Regions from separate parts of the Mus musculus genome. Here all the other regions are linked to region 2. A link is a loop called in an ENCODE intact Hi-C map of the cell type or tissue named here. Cell type or tissue: left cerebral cortex. All regions are shown on one strand.

The links. A loop is a pair of places that touch in the nucleus more often than their neighbours do. Peaks named below come from ENCODE experiments on the same cell type or tissue, not always from the same donor. Only the 100,000 strongest peaks of a DNase experiment are listed, where the experiment ranks them.
Region 1: it touches region 2 in a loop (2.0-fold over the local background); 4 of 42 quality-filtered maps call a loop at or near these places.
Region 3: a loop joins it to region 2, with 2.2 times the contacts of the local background. A loop is called at or near these places in 31 of 42 quality-filtered maps.

The regions. Positions count from the first base shown.
Region 1 is chr10:43,719,485-43,727,484 of GRCm38, forward strand. No RefSeq gene overlaps it. Among named protein-coding and RNA genes, the nearest start is that of Gm40634, 20 kb to the right of the region's middle. In left cerebral cortex, no CTCF peak of the experiment used is centred here; a DNase peak (open chromatin) is centred at 4,021; H3K4me3 peaks cover 788 bases.
Region 2 is chr10:43,571,383-43,579,382 of GRCm38, forward strand. It overlaps Cd24a (CD24a antigen), which reads left to right and starts at 7,787. Exons shown (of 2, transcript NM_009846.2): 1 at 7,787-7,940. The coding sequence starts at 7,872. In left cerebral cortex, a CTCF peak has its summit at 3,728 (motif pointing right); DNase peaks (open chromatin) are centred at 3,743, 7,102 and 7,877; H3K4me3 peaks cover 1,032 bases.
Region 3 is chr10:44,056,197-44,064,196 of GRCm38, forward strand. The region is part of intron 2 of Crybg1 (crystallin beta-gamma domain containing 1); the gene reads right to left. Among named protein-coding and RNA genes, the nearest start is that of Crybg1, 89 kb to the right of the region's middle. In left cerebral cortex, no CTCF peak of the experiment used is centred here; a DNase peak (open chromatin) is centred at 4,401.

The DNA.
Region 1 (8,000 bases), 150 kb after region 2:
TAGGACTCTGGTTACCTAGAATTAAAATATAGATTATTTTTTTAATTGCCTAAAATTTATAACTAAGATGCTATACTTTAGCATGTTGACTTAACTCAGCAAGGTTACCCTACACAGACAGAGCCAGGCCTTTTTTTTTTTTTTTTTTGAAACAGGTCATCTTAATCTTATAACTTGGTAGCAGTTGTTATTCAGGAATATTTAGGCGAATGAGACCTTACAAATCTCCATTCCCTGCTGTGGAGACCATGGTTCCTAGGCCAACATTGTTGGCATCATTTGAGTTTGTTAGAATATGCTGACTCCCAGATACTACTTTCACCCTGGAAATCAAATCTTCATATTCTAGTGGCCCCAGGTGATCTGTAAGCCTCCGGCATCCTGAGGTCTACAAGACAAACTTGATGATCTATAAGAATGCCCACTGTACTCTAAGCTCTATGGTACCTGGCTGGTTCCCAGCCTCAGAATCTTTGAACATGTTTGGAGTAGGTAAGTCCATTGAATTGTATAGAAAGAAAGAAAGAAAGAAAGAAAGAAAGAAAGAAAGAAAGAAAGAAAGACACCCCCCCCAAACACCCAAGTTTGGGAACCATCAAAAGAGTTCATCTCTTTCTACTGGAAGTGATAAAATGGCCTATCCAAACTGTGGCCAGGGTAACACCAAGGTTCCATACATAAAAACAGTCACACTGTTATTTATTAACTGTGATTAAGTAAACTATACTTACAAGATTTGTTCGAAGAAATTCACATTGTTTTAGTCTGTCTAAACAACAACACAACAACATAGACACGTGATTTAGGAAGAAACCCCTCTCACAGCTGTGCTAGCTTTGATACTAGCTTTGGACACTGAGTCAAGGGCCTCTCTCCTTTCAGGCTCTTTATCACTTAGTGTGTCCTCAGATCTCTTCACCTTTCCTTTTAAGGCCTCACCGAGTTACCCAATCTAGCCTTAAACTCACTCTGCCCTCCACATTTATCCTGGATTTGTGATCCTTCTGCCTCAGCCTCCAAGGTAGTTACAGGCATATACCACCAGGACTGGCTCATACTTCTGGTTTTTAAAAGCAGACATCGGGCTGAGTTGTGGTGGCACACGCCTTTAATCCCAGCACTATTCGGGAGGCAGAGACAGGAGGATCTCTGATTTTGAGGCCATCCTGGTATACAGAGTAAGTTCTAGGGCAGCCAGGGCTACACATCTGAAAGCTGGAAGAAAGTCTTTGAGAGACACTAAATTTTATGGCACCTTCCTTTATGTTGCCCCCTTAGTCCCAGCTTTTAGGGCTGTGAGCAGCCTTAACTGACAAGGCACCATGCATGACACTGAGCTAAAGTGCAGGCAGAATTCCGAGCTGGTTGTTAGTCATTTAAGAAGAGGGACTTGAAACTGAAAAACTGTTTCCGTTAAGATTGGCCTGTAGAAAGTCTGTGGAGTATTTTCATGATTAACGATTAAGGGGAGAGGGTCTACCCCACTAGAGCAGTGTGGCTCCCTGGACAGATGGCCCTGGGTTCTATAAAAAGCAAGCCGAATGAGCCACAGGGAGAAAGCCAGGAAGCAGCATTGTTCCACAGCCTCTCCTTCAGCACCTGCTTTGACTTTTCTCAAGGGGAGACTGACCAGGATGCATAGAGCACACGAACCTGTTCTCCCCAAGTTCATTCTGGCCACAGTTTCCATCGTAACAACAGGATGATCCAGAACTAAGTAGGACAGACACCAGGCTTATGACACACAGACCACCAACAGGACATTTGTAATCTTGTGCAGAAGAGGACAGAGGCATGGTCTCCTAGAAACACAGTCAGCATAACAAGACAGTTCGTCATAAGGGCCATGTTAAGTAAGTAGCGTCCAGAAGCCGAGCGAGTACCATTAGACCAGTGTCTGTGATGGATACTGTGAGCTCTCATCTTGATAGGCTCTAGACTCACCCAGATACACCTGTGAGGGAACTTACTGAGGTGGGAAGACCTATGTATCCTAAAGGTGGGTGGCACCACTTCCTGGCTGATCACATGCATTTTATACTGTCTGGAGTTCTCCTAACTCCCTTTCTGACTCTGGATGTGATGTGACAAGCTGCAGCTGGCTCTTATCCCTTCAACCACCCTGCTACAACAGACTAGACCCTTGAACATCGAGCTGCAATAAACCCTTCCTTGCTTGCTTTGCTTTTGTCTAGGTGTCTTATCACAGCAACAGGGAACAAGAAACTAAGACACCTCTTTCGGGAACAGTTGGAATGTCCCTTGGGTTTCTTGAATCATGAATAATTAACTTGAAACTGATATAATAAATTCCTAAGCTCAAATGCAAAGAAAATATAAACATAATTTGCTATTTAAACGAACAGAAGTTTTACTGTATAGATAGATGCTCTTTAACATTTGCAATGAGGACTCATAAAAAAATACCATGAAAGTCACTGTTACTGGGGGGCTGGGATCGTGGGTCAGTGTTTAGTATATTTAAAGTGCTAAGGTCAATCCCTACCACCACCAGAGGGGGGAAATTCACTTTTATTGGGGCATCTTACAGATACAGACCAATACAGATGTAACATTGACCTGCAAACTCCACTTTGAGCTAACAAAACTAAGTTCTGACCCTAACAAAGGGCTGGTTTTCCTGAATTTTCATGAGGCTGCATTTCTAGAAGGCTTCGTGTATATTAAAATTGTACAAACAAGGCTTTGTTTCTGTATATGAAGAGAAATTAGGTTCCAGGCTCAGGATTAAGCATAGGCTTTTCACCTGCCTGAGAGTTCAGCCACATTTCCAGTTGTGTGACATATGCACTGCTTTCTTCTGCAAGCTGTCCAGTGTCATTGCTGTCACTGAACCAGCAGGGCTCCATCCCAGCATTGTGACAGCCAGCAAAATCCATACACACGTGGAGTGGGTAACAAGGCTCCTAATGAGAAGTACAGGTGAAAGAGATAAGTGAGGGTGGGGTGAGGGGGAGGTAGGGGTGGGGTAGGAGGTGGGTAAGGGGTGGAAGGTGGGGGGTGGGGGTGGTGCAGAGCAAATTTCCGCCAGCACAGGACCCCCCCCCCCCCCCCCGGGGATTTGCTGAAATGTAGATCAGGAGGTGTGGGGCAGGCTTTAGAATCTCATCTTCTCTACAAAGTCCCCAGACTGAGGTTGCAGCTTTCAGAGGAAGAAGAAAGAAGCAAGAAGCTTGGGTAGAGGAAGCAAAGACTTCACAAAGAAGAGAATACAAACAGATCTTTGAAGAAAGAATGGCCTGGAGCTGTCAACCTCCCCCGACGCCTAGCTGTGGGGAGACAGGGGGTGGGGTGTCCATAGCCCACCCTGCCGAAGCCAGTGAGTGGCCTGGAGCCAATAGCCTCACGCTCAGCCTCGCTGTAAGGGTTGAGTCTGGCAGACCCCAGGCAAGTTCATTTCCTTCAATAAATCCAGCAGCTTCCCCTTTGATAAATACTGTCAGAGCTGGAACATGTGGTGCTAACAAAATATGGTTTTAATTTGGGACCCGCTGCACTCACGGTTAAATACTTGTGTATACAATAGCAGCTTCACAGCCAGACAAGTTAATATGCCCGGGCTGAAAATGGCTAAGCCCATGAGGATTCGGTTATACACATTTTTGCTGCTCTGAAAAGCAACCTAATCACCATCATCAATTTTAATACTCCAGGACTTCTCGAGAACGTGGAGGCTTTTAAAGGGCAGCCAGTTTTGCCTCTGCATCCAGTGCAGAAGCCACACATTTGTTTCGCCGATATTTTATATCCACTTATTGTCATATGTTGTTTGACCTTCAGAAAACGGCATGCTGTTTTAATCAACAACTCAACGCGGCATTCAAACTCGATGGTGCATAGCCTCGTGGCAAACCCAGGAGGTGTTGGGGAGAGAAGACGGGGTTGGGGGAGGAAACCAGACCAGAGTTTAACAACAGCCAGGCTTGTTGTGGCGGGTCTCCGTCCTGGGAACAGAAACTCTCAGTATTTTTGCCAGGCTTGAGTGTGTCTGCCTTGGAATAGTCCAGGGAGAGGAGAAAACTGGTTAGACCAGTTTCCGCTGTGGCCCTGGCAGTGGACAATGCTGGTAACTGGACCTCCAGGAGAGCGTGGATAATGAGCAAGCCCACGGCTTCCAGACAGTGGGTCACAGGAACGGTGTGAGGCCATTTCCCGGCACACCAACGATCCCAGCACTCAGCTCGTAACCGTCCTGGGAGACAGAACTAAGAAAGGTCGGCAGCAGGTGTCCTGCGGGCGGTGGGCAGAAGAGAAAGCCAAGAGTTTTGGTTCCTGGAGTCGGGGTTTTCTCAAAAGACCGCAGCTTCAGGAATAGGGAGGGAAGTGAGCTGGGTCAAGCCCCGTAAAAAACGAAAAATAAACCACCCAGGAATCAATGAATAGCCTTAAAGGACTGGAGGTTTATTCATCAGGCATAAAGGGAGCTGATAGGAATTCTTTAACCATCCTGGAGACATCTGTATGCTGCACTTAAACACATTTTCCCCATTAATTAATTAATTAATTAATTAACTAATTTTAAATCCCAATCGCAGCTCTCCCTACACCTCCTCCCACATGGCCCTTCCCCCACACTCCATTTTAAAAAGTGTATTTTCCAGGCCAGTAGTGAAGTTCAGTACTAGAGGGCTTGCTTAGCATTCTCCAGGTCCCACACTGTACCCGGGATTGGAAAAAAAAAGTATTTTTCCTTTTATTATGTACTTATTTTGAGAGAACAAGACTACCATCCCTTGAGCAACAATTTCCCAGTTAATTATTCTCCATCAAATCCTTTGAAGGAGTCGTTAAACACTGGTATGAACTCTTTTGTTTTGGGTGCTGGGGACTGAATCCAGGGCCAATTGAGAGACACCTGTGACCCTTCAACTCTGGGTGCTTGTGCACAAGTATATGTATATTATACCTGAAAGGCATTGATGGAGAGAGATGGTTTTAATTAATTCATTTTTCTTCATTTTTTTCTTTCTTTCTTTTCTTTTTGTTTTGTTTTGTATGAGGATGGGGTTTCCCTATGTAGCCCTGGCTGTCCTGGAACTCACTCTGTAGACTGGGCTGGCCTTGAACTCAGAGACCTGCTTGTCTTTGACGCCTGAGTCCATGCACTGCTGGCCAGCTCTCTGTTTTGTTTTGTTTTTTGTTTTTTTTCCTAATACAGGGTCTTGCTCTGGGGCTGTTCTGGCTGCCCCAGAACTCATCATGTAACCCAACCCAGCCTTGTAACTCAAACACGGCAATTCTCCTGTTCCAGTCTCCTAATTTCTGGGATTACAGGTATGCACACCACATCCAGCAATGGACATTCCTCTTTATGATGAAGGCAAGTTTTTTCTGGTCTACTAATCTGTTTTAGTTGAAAGTGTTTAGGCACAACCAATAGGACTGAGTGGATAGGGAGTCTCCCAGGACACCTTACAGAAGTCTCTGTGTCCTGTTTTCTCTCATTTGTTGGCTGGGGAGAGAGAGGTAGTATTCTTGCCCACCTCAAATGTGTTGGTTAGGAACCATGGAGACTTTGGCCACATGAACATTCATTCAGCCTGTTGCTACCTTTGCCATTGGCTTCTCTTTTTTCTTTGGATCGCTTCCTCGCTAATGGAAGGATCAGGAGGGTGCATAGTTCATCTGAGAAAGAATGAATGCAGACTTCTAATGGTATAGAGATTGTATGCCACTAGTGGGGGAAGGGTTCCCACATATCCATCCCAGCAATGAAATGCTATAGGGACAAGGGGTCAGTGGGCATTTAATCCAAACCAAATTGAGCAAGTAGAACAAGCCTCTAATTGGAGGCCTGGATTCCACATTAAAAACCATTCTGCACCTGATACCTTTGAAAGATACCGCTGTGGCATCTACATTTCATGGATTTACTCCTAGCAGGCCCCCCCCCCCCCCAAGCACGCTATCCATAAAGCACTGATCCAGCCTGGCACCTGCTTCCTGCAGCCCGAGCCCAGGGACTGATTGGGCAAAGTCAGCACTCCTTTTGTAGGCTCTGGAGCTCTGATGTGTGCACATTTTACTCCCTCCTGGTACCTCAGCTCCATTCTCCTCCAGTATCCCTTTTTGTGAGCTGTTGCCCTTTCTGCATTAACGGACTTCAGCCCTTCTAGTAACTAAGAACCAAGATTGTCATCAGAGAATGCCCCTTCACCCACAGTTCCAGAGGGGCAGATGTAACTGAACTCCTTTGAATGTGGGTGGAGCATCTGGGCGCTGCCTGGGCCAATCATTTCATCCCATTTCATGGCCATATGATTGGTCTAGACAAGTGCCTATGAGAGATGGTGATGTTTTTTTCTCCCTCATTTCTGTTTTGGGTATCTGGGAGGATGTAAGCATCTCTTGTCCATTAAGGGCCATAGGAAGCCAACACTAATTCTAACAGTGTAGTAGCCAGAGCTGAAAGTTGAAATGAAAACAGCACAATCTCTGCACCAGCTAGGGACAGCTGTACACACCTTTGATCCCTGCACTCTAGAGGGGAGAGGCAGAAGACCCTGTGAGGTCAAGACCAGCCTGGGTTATATAGTGAGTTCCAGGCCAGTTGGTACTGTGCAATGAGACACTCTCTCCAACATGAATAAAATAAACTTGTGCATGTATGAAAATATCACAATAAAACCCATCTATCTGTAAACATGTACATACATATACACATACACACACATACAAACAGACTCACACACATACTATATACATATATATACTTATACCTATATGTACACCTATGCATATACCTATATAGATATATGTGTATATGCATACATATGTGTTCTGATAATACTATCTGAGCCCAATTATTCCATGGAGCCAGCCCTATCACAAATCTTTACCTAGGTCCTTCTATAAATTCTGTTTTTAGCTAAAAATCATGGTAGGTTTTCTATTGATTGCAATAAGAAGACAGACACACCCAACTTTCCTTTTTTTTTTTTTTTTTTCTTCTCATTAACCCACATTAAAGAAACATTTCCAGAAAGGCCATCCATTCTCAATTATGCAGCTGATGGTGCATGCCTGGGATACCAGCTACTCGGGAAACTGAACCTGGAAGACTACATGATCAAGGAATGCCCGGGCTATGGTGTGAAGCCAAGGCCAGCCTAGGTGATTTAGTAATACATAAAAATAATTTTTATTGATAAAACAATAAGTAAATAAGCCCGCAAATAAAAAGTAAATGGCATTAGAGATATAGCTTGGGGGTTTGTTCAGTCACCACCACTTGAGGACACAACAAACAGGACTGGGGAACTGGAAGTCGAACCCCACAGGCAGACAGAACAGTTCAACGATGAGTCCTTAAGCAAGACTTTAGCTTCAACTATTCGTCCAGTAAGTATTAAGCCCCTGAAATATGTTGTTGCAAAGAAACATGGGGAAACATGCTAGAGAAGACTCTTCCCATAATTATGGAAAATAAAGGCTTCACTTTAATCTTTTGTGCTAAACTAATTTGAGCTATCCAGAAAAAACAAACAAACAAACAAAAAAGATCATAGATGCTAGCAAAACTATTCTAGATCTAGTATGAGTGGAAGACCTTAAGTCAGTGTATCTACCTAGCTCTAAAATGGGTCTGTGATGGTGGGGGCATTGGTCAGGGATTCCTTATTTCTGTAATTGAGAAAGAAAACCTCCGTCAGTAACTGTGAGTTATATTATCATTTATTTTGTCACTAAGTGTACACGGGCCAGTCCATGGAGCCACTCTTGAGACTCTCTGCACCCTGGGGCTTTCTCTACTACTACTGGATAGTTTCTTGTAACAAGTTGAGATCTTCCAGGTAGCAATCTGTGTGTGAGGCAGCTCATCAGCAGTTTAGGGTGACATTAAACGTGGTGTCTGTAGCTGGACATAGCAGCACACATTGATAAAACCAATTATAGGGAGAACCAAGCCATCAGCCTGGACTAGATGGCCAGTTTCTGTCCAACCTAGACTACATGGTGAATTTCTGGCCAACCTGGAC
Region 2 (8,000 bases):
GCGTGTGTATATATATATATATATATATATATATATATATCTTTATATCTTTATTATCAACTTATAATTTTTATTATCTGACCTGGAGTCTTTTGTACCTTTGTCTCCCTTTGCTGTTTGAGTTAGGACACTGTAGTTCTCTCCTTCTTTTTTTTTTTTTTTTCACAGGGAGGGGCTGACCGTAGAAAGATCCTTGGCTTCTGTACTTCTGAGCCTGCTCTCTGTCTTTTGTTTGAGTTGCAACTGGCATCATGTGCACTAATCTCAGGCAGCCTGCAGCACAAACAGTCTGGAGAGTGGGTCTGGCTGGCCCATGTCCTGGTGTAGACTGGGGGATATGGGGAATGAGCATGCAAAGTCTCCCTGGGGCATAGATGCCTCAATCATCTCACTCTGACACAAAGTTGTGCTCCAGGGTCCCATCCCTCCCTAGGCTCAGGGAACCCCACACTGGCACTTCTCAAGTTCCAGCTCCAGGCTGGGGTGATGTCCCTGGCTGTAGCTGTCTGTCTGGGGGTTGGAGAGGGAGCCTCTCTGTAGCTCTCTGTAGACCCCTCAGACCCACTCAGCTTTTAATCTGTATATTGTTGTAGCCAGAGATCGTTGTCCCAGTCATTTATTCAGGGGTTGGGGTGAGTGCAGTGGACTTTTATCTAAGGTTAGTTGGGTTCTAAGCCCCACATTGGGCACCAATTTGTTATAGTAAATCTCTAACCCCAATATGCCCATGCAAAACCACACAACTTAGTTTTAATGTTTATAAGCTATATGCCTGGATTGGGCAGATTTACCACTACACTAATCTATTCCCCAGCTGTGAGATCTCTTGTTGTTTGTGGGTTCTCTAGGCCACGTGGTCTTTTTTTTTTTTTTTTTTTTCCGAGACAGGGTTTCTCTGTGTAGCCCTGGCTGTCCTGGAACTCACTTTGTAGACCCCCAGGCTGGCCTCGAACTCAGAAATCTGCCTGCCTCTGCCTCCCAAGTGCTGGGATTAAAGGCGTGCGCCACCACACCTGGCTTTCTTTTTTTTTAAACCTCTTTTCTTCTCTGTCTTCTTCCTCTCTCATTTTCTACTCTTTCCCGACTCTCTAGAACCTTCAACCCCACCTTTCCCTTCCATTGCCCAATCACAGGCTCTAGCCTTCATTTGACCAGTTAAAATGGGGAGAAGGTTTACATGAAATCACGTGAGTACATGATCCATTCCTTGTTGGGGTAGCCCCTTTTGCAGAAGCAGAATTAACATCAGAACACAAACAGCACCAGGGAAACCCACAACATAAATTTTCCTTCTTTTGAGTTTGTATGTCTATCTGTTTATACCAGTTTTGGAGAGGCTATAGGTTAGGTATCTTCTTCCTCTATTACTCTTTTTTTTTTTTTTTTTTTTTAAAGATTTATTTATTATATGTAAGTTCACTGTAGCTGTCTTCAGACACACCAGAAGAGGGAGTCAGATCTTGTTATGGATGGTTGTGAGCCACCATGTGGTTGCTGGGATTTGAACTCTGGACCTTTGGAAGAGCAGTCAGGTGCTCTTACCCACTGAGCCATCTCACCAGCCCCCTCTATTACTCTTTATCTTATTATTTATTCCCGTGATCCATAGACTGGCTCTGAACCATGCCATTTCAGAATGGTTGTCTGGCTAATGAACTCCTGCATTCTGTCTGTAGCCCATTCTGGCACTGAGGTCATGGTATTCCTTCTGCCTCAGTCTTCTGAGGCCTGGAATAACACTCTGGTACTTCCAAGGTTTAAAAACTTTTTTTTTTGATATGTATGGGTGTTTTGTCTGTATATACTTTGTCTATGTATGCTTAGTGCCCATGGAGATGGTGAGAAGGTGTCAGAGGCCCAAGACCTGGAGTAACAGAAGCTTGTAAGCTACCAAGTAGGTGCTGCAAATTGAACCTGGGTCCTCTGGAAGAGCAGCCGGCAATCTGAACCACTGAATCATCTCTTCAACTCCAGATCTTACTTTTTAAAAAAACAAGATTTATTTTTTTATTTACCTTATGAGTACTCTATCTGCATACTCAGAAATCCGCCTGCCTCTGCCTCCCGAGTGCTGGGATTAAAGGCGTGTGCTGATCTTACTTTTTTTAACTTACTAATTTATCATGAGCTGAAAATGGTGGTGAATGCCTTTATTTCTAACACTTGAGAGGCAGAGGAAGGAGTATTTCTGTGAGTTCAAGGCCAGACTGGACTACGTACTGAGTTCCAGGAAAGTCGGGATACATAGAGAAAAATCTCACTCAAAAAACAAAACAAACAATCAAAGTTTAAGGTCTCTTTAGCTATGTCAAAGCCAGAGTACACGAGACCCTGTTTAAAACAGAAAAAGAAAAAGAAGAAGAAAAAGGAAAAGAAAATGTTGTGGGTGCAGAGGTGGCTTAGCAGTTACGAGCACTGGCTGCTCTTCCAGAGGACCCAGGCTCACAGCCATCTCCAGCTCTGTGGGGTTTGGTATCCGCTGGCTTCCTTGGGCACTGCACCTGTGTCATGCATAGACATGCATGCAGATAACACCCATTCACATAAAATAATAAAATATGCACTCCAGGGCAGACCCCATGTCCAGGAGTAACTGGCCAAACAAGCTGAACTCCATGGGTAAACAGGGTCGTCTAGAGTCCATCACTGGGGTGCTTGCTGCAGGCCCGATGGCCATGAGTTTGATCCCCCTGGAAAAAGACCTGACTCCTGTAAGCTCTTCTCTGCATCCGCATGTCCCCTTGCCCAACAAATAAATAAATGCATGTAAAAATAAAATAGGTTAAGAATTTACCATAGTGATATCTTCACGTAACACACATACATATACATACACATATAGCATATATACACATAATACATATAATATATAAAGAATATAATGTCCTTTTGCACTCTTTAGTGACTTTATATTATTTAATAGTATAGATATGTTAATTTCTCTAACTAGGTCTCGGTTTTTGGATAGTTAAGTGTTTTTCAGCCTGTTACCAAACAGCAACTAATTATTGCACATTACTCTGTACAAGTCAGTTTTATTATAGTTGATGTTTTGAGACAGAGTTTCTCTGTGTAGCCCTGGCTGTCCTGGAACTCATTCTGCTGACCAGGCTGGCCTCCAACTCAGATCCACCCGCCTCTGCCTCCCAAGTGCTGGGATTAAAGGGTGTGCCCCCACCAGGCTGTACAAATATATCTTTGGACTAAATTTAGCATTAGAATTGGCAGAGGGAGACATGCTGTATTAACACCAATAGATGCATCCTTTCCTACAGATCTAAAAGCGTTTTCTCATATCCCTGCAGGACAACACTTCCTAAAACTCTGAACTCACAGTTTGACCAAAGGCATTAAGAGGGTGCCTTCTTTTTATTTAATTCCCTTAAACAGTAGCAACTTCCACACAGGGACACTTCAGCATGGGCCACCTTACTCAGTTTGCATCTAAACATAGTCTGGACTGTTTCTATTTACAGCTGTTTTCTTGTTGGGTGAAGCTGACCATCTGGGAGAAATTGAAAAAAAAAAAAAGCTATAGGAGAAAAAACCCCATAACTCTAAAAGAAACTCACTGTGGCTTATTAGCTTCCAGAGGATCAAAAATTCAGGATTTTTTTTTAAAAACAAAATTCAGGGCTTTTTGTTAGATGAAAAATATATCATCTCTGTCTAAATCTACTTATTATTTTGACAATGAGCGTTAATAATCCATGTGGCCAGCAGAGGGCAGCACATCCCCATAGAGTGTCCAGGAGACGCCTTCAGCAGGGACTTTGGACCACATTAGCAAGAATACTAACCCACTTTGTCACTTCCCCGCCTCCAGGCTTGGGGCTGGTGAAAGAGAGGAACAAAGCTTGCCTAAAAGACCAAGACAAACTGAAGAACTGAATGCCAGCTAAGTGCAGGGCAGCATAGAAACAGGAAAGAAAGAAGTATTGTAAAACCAGCATCATTAAGTAGAAGGGGATTTTAATTAAATGTGATTATTTCAGGCACTGTTTACACAGCAAAGCCCAGAAAGTATACTTTATTGTATTAATATCTCACTTCACATCCATTTTGCTAAAAATGTCAAATAATTTAGCTCTGTATTTAATCTTCTATTTTCCTAAAAATAAGACTTATCTTTTAAAAATCAAAATGCAGGTTAACCATATACTTTAATGTTAGTCCATTTATCCAATACTGAGTGCCAGGAGGAGAGGACATGGGGTGGACATAGTCTCTGCATTCCTGCCCTCACTCCCACGTACTGGGGATTGAACCCAGGGCCTTGTACACGCTAGGCCAGTTGTAGTACTGAGCTACATCCTCCGCCCTGACTCCTGTTTTTTTGTTTTGTTTTGTTTTTGTTTTGTTTTTTTTCAGCAAAGCAGAAAGGACTGGAAACCTGGGTCAGGAAGCTTTGTAACTTCAGAGGTGGTATCATAACTGGTTCTGCGGCTGGGGCCAGATTTCTTAACATCTCTGTTTTATTTCAGAATAAAAAACAATACGGATGCGCTGTCAACCTCACAGACCCACACACAAAACACCATGTGAGGGCGGGCATTTCGGGCCACACAGCCACACAGATGGCTTAACAGGAAGACAGCCCGATGACTTGAGTCTGAATTCTGCAATCCACTTGGTAGCAAGACAACACAGTCCTCTGACTGTCACATGTGTGCTGTGGCACATGTAGACCCCCCTCCTCCTCCCCCAATGATAAAAGTAAGAAAGCAAGTAAGTAAATAAGTAAATGGGCAAGGAGAGGAAAGGAAAAAAGAAACACAAAGATATGCAAAGATGCTGCTGGGGGAAAAGGAGTATGATTTAAAGAGCCACAGCATAACATAATGCCCACGGCAACAGCAGAGGCAGCTTGCTGTGTCCTGTGAGCCAGCACTCTGCTAAATGTTGGAATTAGTTCAGTTAGGGCCTTATCCTTTGCATGTGGGTCCACCAGACAGGCGTTGTACTCTAGGCGTTGGGAGGTGGGGATGCTCACGAGAAGTCAGACAGGATCCTAGGAACGGGCAGAACAGGCTGGACCCAGAGTCTCTTGAGTGCTGCACCTGTCTGGTGGCCAGCCTTCCTCTCCGTTGAGCACAGAGGAACTGTATGCCCTGCCATTACAGTCTTACCCAGGACAGGACCAACATCCAAAATGTCCAGAATGCGGTGATTTCCCCAGCGTTCTGGAGGCTGAGGCAGGAGGAATCCGAGTTCAAGGCCAGCCCAAGATACACAGCGATTGTCAAACAGCAACCAGAAAGCACGTCATAGGCAATTCCATGAAAACCAGAGAAAACTGACCTTACTAGTTACCACCGTTCACACACATATTAATACATGAACAATCAGTTTCAAAACCACTCCATGCTACAGCTTCTCCAGAAAGTGTAAATTGGTCATGTTCTAAAGAAGAACTGGGGTTAACGTTAAGATTCCTTCTAGTGGCAGCTTGAGCTCTTGTTGCCTAAGAGAAAAGCGAACCGTGGAAAGCTGGAGGAGCAGGACAGCTCACCAGCAGCCAGCTCAGAGCGGGGCTCTTACACTTGAGGCTTCAGGGGTCATAGGTCAGGACACCCCCTTCTGGGCACAGAATGGCCAACATCCTGCAAACACAGAATCGGTCCGTTCCCCGGGAGATTCTGCACAGGTGGAGAACGGAACAAAACACCACATAGGAGCGAGCCTGCGGCTCAGCTCGCTGTTTCTTTCAAATCACACAGAGAGGTAAACGGGGAAGGTAACTGCTTTCTGTTTCCTGTTCCCTCCAGCCAAGGAGCAAATGCCAAGGGAGAGAGCTAAGAGCTAGGCACTGGAGCGCGCAACAGACACAGCAGTCTTTTGTGTTTGCTTTTGAGATAGGGCCTTGCTTCGTAACCTTGGATAGCCTGGAACTTGCTCATGTAGACCAGGCTGGCCTGGAACTTGCAGTGAGTGATCTTCCCGCCTGTGCCTTCTTAGAGCTTGGTTTCCAGGCATGCACTATCACAGCTGGTGTACATTAATTGCTTAATAACACATCGGTTACAGTGTCACCATCACCTGCGTTTTACAGAAGAAGCAGCCCCAGCTTTTTGTCCAAAGTAAAAAAGAAAAAAAAAAAAAAAAAAAAAAAAAAAGAATGTCTCATAGCATTTGGGCCGATACCTGGCTCCAGAGGCTGTGTTGTTAACTACGGCACCAACACATTTCCTTAAACTAATACCGAGAGGGAGGGGAGAGAGATCAAGTTGGAGGAAGGAGGGGCAAGAATGGAGAACTGAGGGGCAGAAAAAACAAGCCTAGGGCACAAAACAAAACAAAACCCCCAAACCAAATGGAAGCCAGGAATAACTCCAGGAGTAGCCCCATAGCCTGTTGTCCTGAAGAAACTCTGAAGACGGCGCCCTTGGGGTTAGGCGCTATTGAGTCAGTCCTTGCGCCACCCTGGGAGAGGAGCGCCGCCGTTGCTGGGCACAGAACGACCTTTCTATACAGTGTGCTAACTGTTAAACAGAAAGTTCACTGGCGCTATACAAAAATTCCTGTGCGCCCAAGCACACCTCACACGTGGAAAGTTACTGAGCGGTTGTGGCTGACTTGGTAAGGCTCAGGCAGCCACAAACCAACGACTGTGGAGTCCATTGTCAGCTTGCTGCCATAAAACTTTGTTTTTACGAGGCTGTTCTGCAAAAATTGAAATTTAAACAAATTTCCACCGTTGCTAGGTTTGCTTTGTTTTGCTTTAAGGTCTGTAAAACACGTGGGCTAAACTTTAAATAGGAAGGTCCTAAACCCTGTGATTAAAGATTAGAAAATATTCTACCACTAAGTTGTTTTAAAGTTTGCTTTGAAGTTTTCACAAAAGAAGGTCGAAAGAAAGATTCCACTAAAATGTACAGACGGATGACTAATCTTTCTGAATCGGTTTGTCAAATTACTTAAAGGCAACTATGGGTGGAAATGGCTTGAATAAGAAAGCGTTCGAACGCTGAGCAAGTACTGTGCCACAGAGGCAGAACAAGCACGTCCCCAGAAACGTGGAGAATACTGGGACCGAAACCCAGTCCCTCGCAATGTCCCGCCCCGTGGCCGAGCGCAGCTGGCTGTTGCCTAGGTCCGGTTGGATGCTCCCGGGTATGGCCGGGTGCGCGATGCTTGATGCAGCACTAGAGGAACTCAAAACACAAAGCAAGCAGCCAGGGGCGGCCGCCCAGCCGAGCATACTCACGGCTGGGGCCCGGGATCCTGGCGATCCCTGCCGTGCAGCCGCCAAGGGACAGTGCGTGGCGACGCCCGGTCTCCTCCTCGCCAACCCCGCGCACCACGGCCCGGGGACCTGCCAAGCCTGTCCCGTTCCCCCTTGCAGCCGGCACTTGACAAAAACCAGCCCTGAGCTCCGCGCAGTCTGCGCGGCGCCCGCGGCTTCGACTTTTCGTGTTGGGGGGTAAGATGGCAGGGCCGGGGAAACAAAGGAAACTTGGGCCGGCCGGCGTGTGTGGTTCGTGTGCTCGCCCCAGGTCCCGTGTGGGAGTCGCCTGCGCCTGTGCATGCAGCCTGCCCGGGGAAACCCTAGCTGTGCCAGAGCCCGGGGCGCCCGCCCACCTGCCGCGCTGGCCGCCCCGGGACATCCCAAGTCACCCCGGGCCGGTGCAGGCGGCGGGGGAGGGGCCGTGAGAGCCGCACAGGAGGGTGGGGGTGGGGGCGGGGAGGCGGCGGGGGAGGAGGAGAGCACGGGTGGGCGGGCGCCGCACGTCACGGCTATTGTGGCTGTCCCGGTATATAAGGTCCCGCCGGCCGGCCGCGCTCCCCACCTTGCCTGCGCCCGCGCGAGCTTAGCAGATCTCCACTTACCGAACATCTAGAGAGTCGCGCCGCGCGCCGACGGAGCGGACATGGGCAGAGCGATGGTGGCCAGGCTAGGGCTGGGGTTGCTGCTTCTGGCACTGCTCCTACCCACGCAGGTGAGACCCTGTTCTCGATTGGGCACTGGAGACGCGTCCTGGGGCTTGTGTGTGTGTGTT
Region 3 (8,000 bases), 480 kb after region 2:
ATTCTGTAGCCCAGGCAATACTTGAACTTGGGAACCTCCTGCCTCAGCTTATCAGGTATCAGGGAACACAGGTCTGTGCCCCTAATCCTGGACATAGGTTAACTTGCGGGGGAGGGGCTGTCCTAGAGCTCCTTGTGGTAACCAGGCTGACCTTGAACTCACAGAGATCCTTCTGCCTCTGCCTCCCAAGTACTGATATTAAAGGCATATTCCACTACTTCAGGTGTAGAGGTTAACTCTTGAAGAAAGCGTGCTTTCTTAGTTTTTAAACTGTTTTAGGCAAAGATTATCACAAAACTGGAGGGTTATGATTTGATTTGCGTCATCATTAACAGAGAGACATTTTAAAGTGGATGTTTAATACCAGTGATCTAAGTATCCCCCAACTCTCTCACTCTGACCTTATCTGACCTTATGCAAACTTATGCCCCCCCTGCTCAGGGCTCTCAGTAGGTCACCTTGGGAAGCAAAGTGCTCTCAGGCTCCGCCCTTCACTCGGTGAGCTGGGCATAGGTCTGTGGGTTTCCATGTCCTGAGGTGACCAGCTTGCCTGAAGCGCTGCAGTCTGCGTCAGCTATCACAGTCCCAGAGCTCTCTCCTAACCCCAAGTTATCACCAAAGCTCTGTGCATTTAATTTAGTGTCACTGGCCCTGTCTCCCAGCCACAGAGTTGACTTTCTCCCAAGTTCTTCTGGGCATTTGCTGCTGAACTGCTGGTTAGAAATCATTAAAAATATGTCTAGAGTGCTGCTAATTAGCCAATAATTAGAGAAGACCACGAATCAAATGCATAATGACTGTAGGTGGTGTTTAAAAACAAAGAATCTCAAAACCGAGGCTTATCAGGCACGGGGCAGAAAGAGGCACTCAGACGCAAGGCAGTAAAGCCGTGAGTTGTGGAAATAAACACCGATTAAGATCCTACATTCTCCGTGCAGGACACATCTGAAAGAATGCTCTCACGGACTCTGTCAGAGCAGGGTCAACAAATGTTTTAATCTATCTCAAGCTGTCCACTCAGCACTTAGATGTTTTCCAAAACATCTCTGTGCATACAAACATATACACATGTTAAAATAGACTTCCTTAAATTATGGGTTAGGTCAGTACTCTGACAGGGGAAAAGAAAAGCACAGATCAAAAGTTTATAGGACACGCTTTTTCTCCCAGAGCATATTACAAAACAAGGCTGACGACACACGTTTTACGAATTCCATCCAACAGCTTCAAAGTTTCCAGGCACAGAACAAAGTGAATGTATACATATATATATACACGATTACAGGTGGAGCGCAGGGTGGATGAGCATCAAAGCTGAGTCCAGGCTGGCAGTTACCGCCTCTACAAGAGCAGAGCATGTCCAACCAACAGGGGTGGGGATGATGGGGGAAACCACGGAGGTTGAGAGCCAGAGCTGTGTCTCCATCTTATACCTGGTGAAATGTGGTACCCAAAAGGCAACATGGAGCTGAGGACTAGAACCCGAAGACAGATGCTACAGATACAACTTAACAGTAGAGTGCTTGCCTCGAAAGAACGAGGCCCTGGGTTTGGTTCCCAGTACTGCAGACCATAGAATCAGAATTTGACTATCCACTTTCCTGAAATGCTACTTCTCAAAACATCCTGACATTTATTTATTGAGACAGGGTCTCCTGTATCCCAGGCTGGCCTCGAACTCACTAGGTACCAAAGATGACCTTGAATTCCTGCTTCCATCCTGGTGTTCAGGTGACAGGCATGTGCCACCATGCCTAGTCTATGAGGAGCTTAGGATGGAATCCAGAGCCTTGTGCATTTTAGGCAAGCATTCTTCCAACTGCACTATATCCCCATCCTCCCAAGCATCTTTGTGGTCTATTATTGTCTAGTTCAAATAAGAAGTTGGTACCCTGCCAATGACCTCAGCCCAGAGGAAAATGGCTTTAGAGAAAATATAAATTTATATATATATATTTTTCCAACACAAGGATCTGAAAACTTTCACGCAGAGAGGGCTAAGTCTTGGAGAGCACTGCGCAGCAGTAATCGGCTTTAGTGGCATTCACTTTGCTAGCTAAACTATAGCCAATTAGAAGAAAATATTAATACAAGGCAAAGGGAGGAGAGGAGAAAGACAAGAATGTGAGTTTTAATTGTAGTGACTGGAATACCGACAGATACAAGACTAAAATGCTTAGCCATTCACAGAAGTAATAAATGCTGGCTCCCCCTCACACACCCTCACAATGGAACACTTGTAAAGAGTTGCTGTCAAAGAAACCACAGCAAAGGCCAAGTTCACAGAAGATCTTCAGCGAGGACTCACCTCAAGATCCCGGTCATAGTTCCTGTTTCTGGAATTTTCATATCTATTCCGGGAGTCAGGGCCCCTGTTCCGAGAGTCGACGCTCCTGCTACGATTGTTGGCACACCCGTTACACCTGCCGCAGCCGCAGCCACAGCCACAGCAAGTCCGACCCCCCATCTCAGCGGATCAGCCGTCAGATTTTCTCCAAGAGGGAACAGTAAGTGTCGCAGAATGAAAGCAGTGTCCCAGCCACACATGCAGCCAGGCCAGTGCCTGACAGACCCAGGGTGAGAGCCCAAAGAGGGACTTCTGATCAAAACAAACACTTTCCTGAGATTAGGAGAAACCTTCCACTCAGAAGAAGGCCAGGCACAATGGTGGCATCTCTCCAAATGAGGGATCCTCTCCCAGTGGCCGCAGGAAAAGAAGTGAGCATCATTAGCCGTGACTCCGCTTTATAAGACGTGATGTCACCACAGCTTTAATTTTCTCCCGTGTTGCATTTGCTGGTAGGAATTCAGCTTGACATTTCAGGATGCCAGAACAATAACAGTAATTATCGCCACACTGAGCTCTGTATTGTCCCTGTAGTCTTGGATCACTGGTGAGCCCTTAAAGCAGGTATGCTGGTCAGGACAGTCACCATCAAAGGCAGGGGACCCATCTTCCCTGAAGCTGGTTGCAGTATCCCAGAGGACCCCTCTTAAGTGTTTCTAGATTCCAAGTTTTAAGTCTTAGAAAGTTTTTGTGTTATGTGCAAGAAATGAGCTTGAGAGGGAGAATATTTGGAATGAAGGGTGCTTTGTGCAGCTCTTCAATTTCCATGCCAACAATTCCAAGTCCCATGCCTGTTTCCTATCACTTCATGGTCCCTCTAAGGGTAGAAAGAGGAAGAAGGGAGAGGGAGGAGAGAGAGGAGGAAGAGGAAGAGGAAGAGGAGAAGAAGGGGGTAATGATACCCCAGAAGATAAAAATTTCTTTCTTTCTTTCTTTCTTTCTTTCTTTCTTTCTTTCTTTCTTTCTTTCTCTCTTTCTCTCTTTCTCTCTTTCTCTCTTTCTCTCTCTTTCTTTCTCCCTTTCTTTCTCTCTTTCTTTCTCTCTTTCTCTTTTTCTCTTTCTCTCTTTCTCCCTTTTTTCTCTTTCTTTCTCTCTCTTTTTCTCTCTCTCTTCCTTCCTTTCTCTCTCTCTGTCTCTTTCTTTCTTTCTTTCTCTCTTTCTTTCTCCCTTTCTCCCTTTCTCTCTCTCTCTCTCTCTCTCTCTCTCTCTCTCTCTCTCTCTCTTTCTTTCTTTCTTCTTTTCGAGACAGGGTTTCTTTGTGTAGCCCTGGCTGTCCTGGAACTCACTCTGTAGATAGACCAGGCTGGCCTTGAACTCAGAAATCCACCTGCCTCTGCCTCCCTAGTGCTGGGATTAAAGGCGTGTGCCACCACTGCCTGGCGATAAAAACATTTCTTATAAAAACTTTTATCAAGGCTGGGCATGGTGGCACATGCCTTTAGTCCCAGCATTCCAGGGGTAGGAGCAATTAGATCTATATAACAAGTTCATGAACATCCAGGGTACATAGATCCAATCTCAAGAAAAGAAAATAACAACAACAACAATAAAACCTTCTGCAGTGCTAAATATCATGGATTGTCACAAAACCAGAGAAAGAATGGGAAAAGAGAATTCACTGAAAAAAAAAAATTTAAAAAAAATAAAAAAATCATTAAAAAAAAATATCCTGTCTCACTCAGGAGGCAGAGGCAGGCAAAATAGTCCAAGGCTATCCTGGTCTACAGAGTGAGTTCCGGGACATCCAGGACCACACAGAGAAACCCTGTCTTGAAAACAAAGAAAGAAATCTCAGCCTCATTCTTTTCTTTCTTTCTTTCTTTTTTAAAATTGATTTACTTTTCTCTTATAGGACAGGTTCTTATTCTGTAGCCCAGGTGGTCCTGGAACTCAGGGCAATCCTTCTTTCTCAGTGTCTTTGGTAGGAGGATTACAGGGAGAACACCATTTCTTACTTTCAACATGATTTAATTGCTAAGTTTGCAAATTTGAATAACACAATAGCAAGAGACTGGCAGGATTTAAATAGCAACAGCTGAGCGCTGAGCACCCACGGATCCGGAGAGCTGGGATGGTCCAGCCATCCTCTTACACCTGAAGCATCACAGAGTTGGTCTCGAGTGACTTGGAAAGAGGAGTACCAGGATTTCTTAGTTAAGAAAAAACATGTCGCCCAGGTCATCCTCAACCTCTGTAACAAGTTACAGCTGGGCTAGAGTGCAGGTGACACTGTTGGGAGTTGCAGAGGGAAGAGAAAAGAACAAATAAAATGGAGAATTGTATGTGGTCCCTGCATTTTCTGTTGAAAATAGCCCACCCTGGATGGACTGCCTATATACATACGTAGTAAGAGATACAAAGCAGGCCATTACCCATCAGGGCAGAAAGAGCCTTAAGCCTTTGTTTTGTATATTACATTACAACTGGATGTTTCTTTTGCCCTAAGAAAATAATAATGAAACTTAGAAGAAAAGGTAATAAATATGCTAACCAGGTTGTTGAAAAGAAACCACACCCTCTCATAGACAAAGCCTTCTAGCTTGGCAGAATACAGGAAATGGACTGGCTTACATGTATGCATATGTTTATTTATACATCTATAAATAAACAACACTCACAGTGGCTACTTCAAAGGGTGACACAACATGTACTTGGGAAGGAAAGAAAACAAATCCTTAACTGAGTTTTCCTGCTACAGCCTGGTGATCCTGACACCTTCAAATGGAAAGCTAGCAAGACATAAATAATATTCCTTCCTTCCCTCCCTCCTTCTCTCTGTGTGTATATCTCTTTCTTACCAGGTAAGATACTTAGCTTTTAGGAGAAAAGCAAGTGTCACAGGGAACCCTGCTGTGTGAAAGCCATCTATAGGGAGCAAAGCCACAGCCCCTGGCATTGAGCCTCCCTGTTCACGGAAAGGTCATGCTGTCAGGCCACATCAGAGCCTGGGAGATAGCTGCCCAGGTGCTGGCCGAGTTCAGAGGACACTTAAGGTAACTGGCACACAGAGAGAAAAGGGAACAATTTTCCTGGGCAGAGGCCACCAAGGAAGAGCTCTTCTACAAGCACACAAAAGTGGTGATGCTTTCGGCATGGGAAGATGAACAAAGGCAAGAGACTGACCTGTAAAGGAAACCTAGGACCAAGCAGAATATCCCAGACAGTACAGGCAAGACTTATAGCTTATAAGAAACCAGAGGGTCCTGGTGATCACAAATGCATCCCTAAGTTTTAAGTTTAATCCTAATAATGCTTAAATTATTTCTCCTCTCTTCAAAACGTATTTAAGTAGACAATAGTTTCACACAGTTCCAGGACAGAAATGCAAACATATAAGCCTTCAAAAGCTTGTGTCTCCTACCCATACATTCCTCACTCAACTCCATCACAGCTAACTATTACTAGTGTTGACTAATTAGTTAGAGACTTTGCATCTCCCTATGTAGAGCAGGCTAGTTTGGAACTTGAAATCCTCCTGCCTCAGTCTCCCAAATTCTGGAGTGTGCCTTCTCCTAGCATCACTAGCTTTTGATGTTCACATCTATAGTCAATGCATTTATAAATAGATGTGAGTCTGTCCTATGTTGCTGCCTCTTGTACAATTATTACATGCTATTCATTTTGATTCTCATCCTAGATGTTTTGTTTGGTGTTGTATTATTTTTATGCCTTAGATCAGTGGTTCTCAACTTGTGGCTGGCACAGGGAACCCTGCTCTTTGAAAGCCATCTTTAGGTACCAAAGCAATAGCTTCTGGCACACAAGTGGTGAGCGTTCCTGTGGAAAGGCAATGCTATCAGACCATGTTAGAGGCAGGGAGATAGATGCCCAGGCCAAGCCCTTCGGAGTTGAATGACCCTGTGGTGGTTTGAGTACGCTAGGCCCACAGGGAATGGCACTATTAGGAGGTGTGGCCTTGTTGGAGGAAGTGTGTCACTGTGGGGGTGGGCTTTAGAGGTCTCCTCGTGTGCTCAGGCTCCACCCATTGCAGAAGAGAGCTTCCTCCTAGCTACCTAATTCCAGCCCAATCGGTGGTCTGGGTGGAGGATCTGGCATCTCTGAGATGCAGGTCTAATTGGCTCTCTCAGCCATAGTCTCAAGAGATAAGAAGCCAAATACACATTGGTAGGCAGGAGAGACAGTCAGTCAGCAGTAACTGAGAAGGCATGCAGACAGGAGTTTGGGTCTCCAGGAGCCATGTGAATACTGGATAGGCATTGCTGTTCACCTGTAATTCCAGCAGCACAGGGAAGGCTGAGACTCTCAGAGCAAGCTGGCTAAGCAGACTTGCCAAGTGAGTGAGCTTTGGGTTTAACTGAGATAGCCTGTTTTACTGAATAAAACAGAGTGAATCAAGGAAAATATCTACCAGGCATTCACATGCGTACACATGTATCCATACCTGCTAATGCACACACCGACGCATATCACTTGTACATAAGAGAAGAAAACAGCTACTACATTGGTGATAATGAAAGAACAAGGAAGACTGTGGGAGCCGAGGCTCAAGAATAAGAACAAAAAAGAGGTGAAGGGAACCAAGGGGACAGCAGTGTACCTCAAAGCCGGTTCTTCCAGTGCGAGGCCCTTTGATCGTCCCTGGGGAAGAGCAGCAAGCAGTGTAGAACAGAGGTGGCACCTGGCTTGACCCCATTGTAGGGGACACTTGGGGACAGTGTGGGCCTGAACTGTTTCCTGCCTGTTCTTTTCTACCTGTCCTGTTAGCCATGGGCTTCAAGCTCTGACCTTTCCATCTGCCTTGGGGCCTTGAGGTCTCTTTGGGGTAAAGCTCAGGACACAGTGCTTCTTGGCTGTAGCCCAAGGGTGTGAAGAGACAGCTGGAGTGCTGATGGCCCTGCATGGCAGACAGGGACACTGCAGAGCCTTCACTGTCCCTCCCCAGGAAACTTATTTTTTGCCCCAATTCTTTTTTTAAATTAATTAATTAATTAATTAATTTACTTTTATGTCTGAATGCCTATATGTTTGAGTGTGTATCGCATATGCTCCTGCTGTACAAGGAGAGGTGTCCAAGGAGAGGGCACTGGGTCCACTGGAGTTGGAGTTACTGGCCGTTGTGAGCTACCAGGTGGGTGCTGAGATTCAAACCCAGGCTTTCCACAAGAGCAGCCATTGCTCTCAATGTCTGGGCTGCCTCCAGCCTCTCCTTTGCCTTACTCCGAATGCTGCCACAAATCACTTCCTGGACTTCAGCAGTCATTAAGGGGCTAAAATGAATTGTATTTACAGAAGAAACAGTTTCCTCTTAAATGATAAAAGGCATCATGCAATGATACCTAGAATCCTTGGCTCAGGTCAATGACCAGGGCTACCAGTGCTCTTCACCCATGGCTGTAAATGATCTTGTAAATAAATAACTCACAAAGAGAGAAGGAAGTGAGAAATCAATGTGGAAGTGAGTATAAAGTATAGAAAATTTATTAATTTAAATTTGATTTCCTATTCCACTATTTGCTAATATGCTGTTCTGAGTTAGAAAGTACCCTGATTCTGTGGTAATAAAGATACAGCTCTTATTTAATTTTTTCTATATTAAACTATTCTGCATGGATTTTCCCCATTTTTGCCGTGTCCTAATGAAATATAAAACATGCTCTAATAAGCTTATCGTGGTCTTTTCATATTGCTTAAC